Regions from separate parts of the Homo sapiens genome. Here region 1 is linked to region 2. A link is an interaction called in ENCODE POLR2A ChIA-PET data of the cell type or tissue named here. Cell type or tissue: A673. All regions are shown on one strand. Links, peaks and the distances in the headings refer to the core of each region. The heading gives the core; the rest is flanking DNA. Region 1 holds the start of KCNQ2 (potassium voltage-gated channel subfamily Q member 2). Region 2 overlaps PTK6 (protein tyrosine kinase 6).

Region 1 (2,897 bases), core at 316-2,815, 54 kb before region 2:
AGGCTGGGTGCCCAGGGGCCCTCCACGGAGACACCCTCCCTGTAAGCGGCCTGGCATTTCCCTCTGGGATCTTCTCCCTACCCCAGAACCCTCTCATATCACAGTCCACGGAGGGTCTGCTAAGGGCACACTCAAGGCCACACGCAGGCTGGGGCACACTCGTGGGGCACACACCCCTCTCGGCCCAGGTGGGCGCCCGACCAGCTTGTGACCAGTCTGCCCCTCACTCCCATCCCAAAATGCCTCTCACACAAAATGGCCGGTCCCGGAGCTCAGCGGGTCCCTTGTTCAGCTGGGATGGGAGAGCAAGCGCCCTGGCGCGGGGAGGCTGTGCACACCGGCCGCACAGGCCGCACACGCAGCGGGCCGTGCAATTCCACATGCGAACACCCAGGTGCACACGGACGCAGGCTTCGGCCGCCCCCCGCCAGCCCTGCCCCAGGAGGCAGCCGTTCCCTGAGCCTCGCCCGGGAAGAGGGGACAGCCCCTTCCAGGCCCAGGGCTGGGGGTCCCAGGTCTGCCGCAGCCCCTCCCCCGGGCCTCGCTCTGCCAAGGAGGGGTCCTGAGCCCGGGATGTGCACGGGGGCGGCCGGCGGCTGCAGAGATGGGACAGCGCAGGAGCTGAGCGCAGGAGCTGAGGGGGTTCGCGGGGCCAGGGAGGGGCGTCGGCGCCGAGGGGGCAGGACAGACAGCTGCGCTCAGCCCGGGCTGGGGTGGGGGGGTCATGGGAGGGCCCCTCCCCCATCTCAGGAACCCAGAAGCTCACCCTAGTCTGAGGGAGAGCGGCTCGGGAGGATGGCGGAGGACAGGCCAGACCCCTCCCCCCCGCCCTCGCTTGGTCGGGCGGCCCCAGCCCCGCGGGTCCCCGAGAGTCCCGGAGAGTCCAGACCCAGCGCTGCCGCCGTCCCTCCCCGGCCGGCCCTTTGTTCGGCGCAGAGGCCGCGGGGAGGGGCCTCCCAGGCTGAGGAGGGGGCTGGGGCGGCCGCACGTCTCTGTCCTGCGGGCCTGGAGCCCCCACCCCGACCTGAGCGGCCCCGACCCCGGAATCCTTCCTGCCCGCGCGCTGTACAATCGCTCTCCGGTCTCGGCCCAGCACTCCCGCCGGGGAGCGCCGGCCCCGGACCCAGACCCAGGGGCAGGGAGCCAAACCCGCCGCAGCCAGCCTGGCCGGGGTCGCCGATGGGGTCGCCGATGGGGGTCGCCATGGGGGTCGCCACGGGGGCCCCGCCGGCCACTCACACGTAGGCGTGGTAGATGAACGCCCAGCCGCGCGGCCGCTCCAGCACGTTGTAGAGGAAATTCTGCAGCTTGCGGTAGAAGGCGTTGCGCTTGGGGGGCTTCCCGGCGCCCGCGCCGCCCGCGCGAGGTTTGCTGAGGATGCTGCCGCGCTTGGGGGCCTCGGAGCCGGCGATCAGCAGCGCCCCGTCCCGGGTGGAGTCGGGCGCGCCGGGGTCCAGCCCCACGAAGCCCACCTTCAGCTTCTTCTCCCCGCTCGGGCCGGGGTATACGCCGCCGTTGCGCGACTTCTGCACCATGGTGCCTGGCGGGAGGCGCCCCGGGTCGGGCTCAGGCTCAGCGGGGGCGGAGCGCGGGGGGCGGCGCGGGCCCCAGCCCAGGCCCCCCGGCCGGGAGCCGCATGGCCGAGGCGGCGGTTCCGCACTCCTGCCGGGCTTGGGCCGCGCGCGGAGACGCTGCGGCCACCTCGCTCCGCGCGCACCTCGGCGCCTGGCCCGCGGCCGCGCCGGCTCCGCCCGCCGCCTCGCCCCGCCCCGCGTTAACCCCCGCGACGCCAGTCGAAGGAGAGGGGAGGAGAAGAGAGGGAGGGGAAGGGAGGGGAGAGGGAGGGACGGGGAGGGGAGGGGAGGGGGGAAGGAGAGGAGAGGGGAGGAGAGAAGAGGGAAAGGGAGGGGAGGGGAGGGAGAGGGGACGGGGAGAGGGGAGACAGGAGGGGAGGGGGAGGGGAGGAGAGGGGAATGGGAGGGGAGGAGAGTGGCGGGGACGGGGAGAGGGGAGACAGGAGTGGAGGGGGGAGACAGGAGTGGAGGGGGAGGGGAGGGGGGAGAGGAGGGGGAGTGGGGGAGGGGGAGGGGAGGGCAGGGGGAGAGGAGGGGGAGGCAGAAGGGACCAAGGCCCGCGGGACCAGAGCTCTGGGCTGAGCCTGCCCAATCCCCCGGCCATGTGCACACTGACCCTGCGGTCACCTTTGAGTCCGGTAGTACTAACCAAGTGGACCTGCCTGGTGGCCCCAGCGCTCCTGGGGTCCCAGAGCGGTGCCCAGCCGCCTGAGCAGGACTGGAGTCTTCTCAGCTGGGCCCTGGGAGTGGACGCCTCCGGGAAGGGATGGGGGTAGGGGCTCTCCCCAAGACTCTGTTAGGGCTCAGCCCATGGTGACCTCATGCTCTCGGTGTCAGGGTTGCCCAGGCAGTAGGACCCCCTAGACCCCAGGGTGTGTGCAGGGAGGGTCTGTGGAGGCTGGAGGCACCCTGCAAGGAAAGCAGCCCAGGGGAAAGGGGGTGGCCACAGAGGCCGGGAGGCAAGAAGAGGAGCAAGGGCCATGGGGTGGGGGATGGGAGAGAGTCACTCCTAGAGGGCCTTGAAGCCCCCCAAGGGGCCTGGACTTAGTTATGCAGACCCCAGAAGGGGCCTGTGGCAGGGGCAGGGACTGGAGGGTGGCCCCAGGGCAGCAGACAGGCCAGCAGGAAGCCCAGTGCCACACCTCGGGACAAAGGAGGCAGATCTGTGCCTCCTGGACACAGATGGGACGGTGTTTCCTTGGGGGCAAGTGCGCGGAGGTGGCCTCCCCCCTGCCGGCAGCCATGTGTCCTGGGAGGGGTCCCTCTGGAGCTGCTGCTGGGAGACCAAGGGACCCCTGCGGCTCAGTGCTGCCCGCCCTGTGA
Region 2 (2,897 bases), core at 190-2,689:
AGAATCTTAAGATACCTTAGGGACCTCAAGAAGAGAGGAATTCCCCTAAATCTGTACTTATTGCAGGCAAAGTCTGATGGCAAGTCTTTGCGATGGCTTCCTAGCCTCAAGAGGCTTTTAAAAGCCCAATCTCAGATTCCTTATAAAAAGTTCCAGTAGGCCAGGCACAGTGGCTCACACCTGTAATCCCAGCACTTTGGGAGGCCACGGTGGGCAGATCACGAGGTCAGGGGATCGAGACCATCCTGGCTAACACGGTGAAACCCCGTCTCTACTAAAAATAAAAAAATTAGCCGGGCATGGTGGCGGGTGCCTGTAGTCCCAGCTATGCGGGAGGCTGAGGCAGAAGAATGGCATGAACCCGGGAGACGGAGCTTGCAGTGAGCCGAGATCGCGCCACTGCACTCCAGCCTGGGCGACAGAGCAAGACTCCGTCTCAGGAAAAAAAAAAAAAAAAGTTCCAGTAAAGCAAATTTTAAAAGAGCCCACGTGTCCAGGTGTACCTATAATCCCAGCACTTTGGGAGCCTGAGATGGGAGGTTTGCTTGAGCCCAGGAGTTCAGGACTGGCCTGGGCAACATAGTGGGGCTCCCTCTCTACTAAAATACAAATAAATTAGCCAGGTGTGGTGTCACATGCCTGTCGTCCCAGCTACTCTGGAGGGTGGGGCTGGAAGGTGGCTTGAGCCCAGGAGGTCAAGGCAGCAGTGAACCATGATGGTACCACTGCACTCCAGCCTCGGTGACAGGGTGAGGCCCTGTTGGAAAACAAAAATGAGGAAGAACCTATGTGGTTAATCACTATTCTTGTTCCACTTACATAAATAACCACACCAGGTTTAATGAGGCCAAACTTACTCTGCAATCAAATCAATCTTTTATTATCTTTGATAGAAATGTGTTAATTTGAAAACAATCCTACTTTTATTATCTTTGATAGAAATGCGTTAATTTGCAGCCGGTCACGGTGGCTCACACCTGTAATCCCAGCACTTTGGGAAGCCGAGGTGGGCGGATCACCTGAGGTCAGGAGTTCGAGACCAGCCTGGCCAACATGGCAAAACCCTATCTCTACTAAAAATACAAAAATTAGTCGGGCGTGGTAGCAGGCACCTGTAATCCCAGAGACTTGGGAGGCTGAGGCAGGAGAATCACTTGAACCCGAGAGGCAGAGGTTGCAGTGAGCCAATATTGCGCCATTGCACTCCAGCCTGGGCGACAGAGCGAGACTCCATCTCAAAAAAAAAAAGGAAGAAGGAAATTTGTTGGCTGGGTGCGGTGGCTCACACCTGTAATCCCAGCATTTTGGGAGGCCGAGGTGGGTGGATCACCTGAGGTCGGGAGTTCGAGACCAACCTGACCAACGTGAAGAAACCCCATCTCTACTGAAAGTACAAAAATTAGCTGGGCGTGGTGGCGCATGCCTGTAATCCCAGCTACTCGGGAGGCTGAGGCAGGAGAATCACTTGAACCCGGGAGGCAGAGGTTGCCGTGAGCCGAGATCAAGCCATTGCACTCCAGCCTGTGCAATAAGAGCGAAACTCTATCTCAAAAAAAAAAAAAGAAAAAGAAATTTGTTGACTGTAGAGAGAAAAATTATGTTTCAAAATAAAACTCGTGCCCCCACTATTAGACTCTAGCCCGGTTTGCTGTCTGGAGGTTTTGTCGCCCACCTGTGGTCCGGACCGGGTCCTGAACTTCAGTTTCCTCCAATATTTGCCTACAGCTCACCAAACCACTCTTTCCAATTTTTTCTTCCACCATTCCTCATGGAGTCACTGAAAATTAAAACTGCTCTTTTCCCAAAGCCCTGTAAGCTGAAGCTGCCCCACTTGATACAGACTTCAGAGAAATTTCCCCAGCAACTCTCGTACAGACGGCTTTCGTGCCCAGGCTGGGCGCAGCAGCTCAGGCCTGTAGTCCCGAGGCAGGAGGATTGCTAGAGCCCAGGAGTTCGAGACCAGCCTGGGCAACATAGCAAGACCCTGAATCTCCTAAAAAAAAAAAAATTTAAAATTAGCCAGGTGTGGTGGTGCATTCCTGTAGTCCCAACTATTCAGGAGGCTGAGGCGGGAGGATCACTTGAGCCTGGGAATTCAAGGCTGCAATGAGCTGTGGTCACGCCACTGCGCTCCAGCCTGGGTGACAGAGCAAGACCCTGTCTTCAAAAACAAAAACAGAAACAAAAAACGTTTTCTTACATCTGGAAAACAAAATATTAAAGAACCGTAATGCTTCAGACAAAAGTCATTAAACAGTAAACATCCTCGTCAGTTCATTCATTCCCATGTCATTAATTCTTGTTCTGGTTGATCCTGGGACAGAACTTTCATGGACCTGCCAGGTCCCTCCTTCGAGTTCTGGAAATTTGCACCCAATCCAAGGCTATGACCTGAACCAGAAACCTGTGCTCCAGAGCACCTGTCAGAATCCTTCCCAGGAATCTCTTTGAAGAATAAACAATTTGGGACTAGCTGATTGCAAAGCTTTCAGAAAAAATCAAAGTAAGATAATAACTGTGAATGACCGAAGACTTAAGATAGCCATGGCTCAGGATCTGATGAGAGTTTATTATATTCGTGACACGGTTGGCAAGGAAACTTGGTTATTTCTGTGGCATGCAGCATTTTAATGTAATAACCAAAATTATGACTGATAACATTGCACCAGATTTCTAGGAATAGCATGTGAGATAGGATATATATCATAGGATAACGTATCAGATTTCTAGGAATTTTATAGAGTTTCTGCAACATTCATATCAAAACCAAACCCGTAAATAGAACCTCCAGAAGACTTAGTGTGACTTACTATTTCACACGCTTTCCATCTCATGTAGCACATCGGATAAGCCTGATTAGTCTGACATCTGTCTTTCACAAGGCAGAAGACAAATCC

The links. Peaks named below come from ENCODE experiments on the same cell type or tissue, not always from the same donor. Only the 100,000 strongest peaks of a DNase experiment are listed, where the experiment ranks them.
Region 1: POLR2A ChIA-PET joins it to region 2 with 5 read pairs; 14 of 35 experiments call an interaction of 5 or more read pairs at or near these places.

What each region holds. Positions count from the first base shown.
Region 1 is chr20:63,470,929-63,473,825 of GRCh38, forward strand. KCNQ2 (potassium voltage-gated channel subfamily Q member 2) reads right to left here and starts at 1,727. Exons shown (of 17, transcript NM_172107.4): 1 at 1,240-1,727. The coding sequence starts at 1,535. In A673, for the core only: no CTCF peak of the experiment used is centred there; a DNase peak (open chromatin) is centred at 1,803; H3K4me3 peaks cover 647 bases; H3K27me3 peaks cover 1,216 bases.
Region 2 is chr20:63,525,452-63,528,348 of GRCh38, forward strand. It overlaps PTK6 (protein tyrosine kinase 6), which reads right to left. Exons shown (of 8, transcript NM_005975.4): 8 at 2,550-2,897. Among named protein-coding and RNA genes, the nearest start is that of PPDPF, 6.1 kb to the left of the region's middle. In A673, for the core only: no CTCF peak of the experiment used is centred there; no DNase peak of the experiment used is centred there; H3K27me3 peaks cover 679 bases.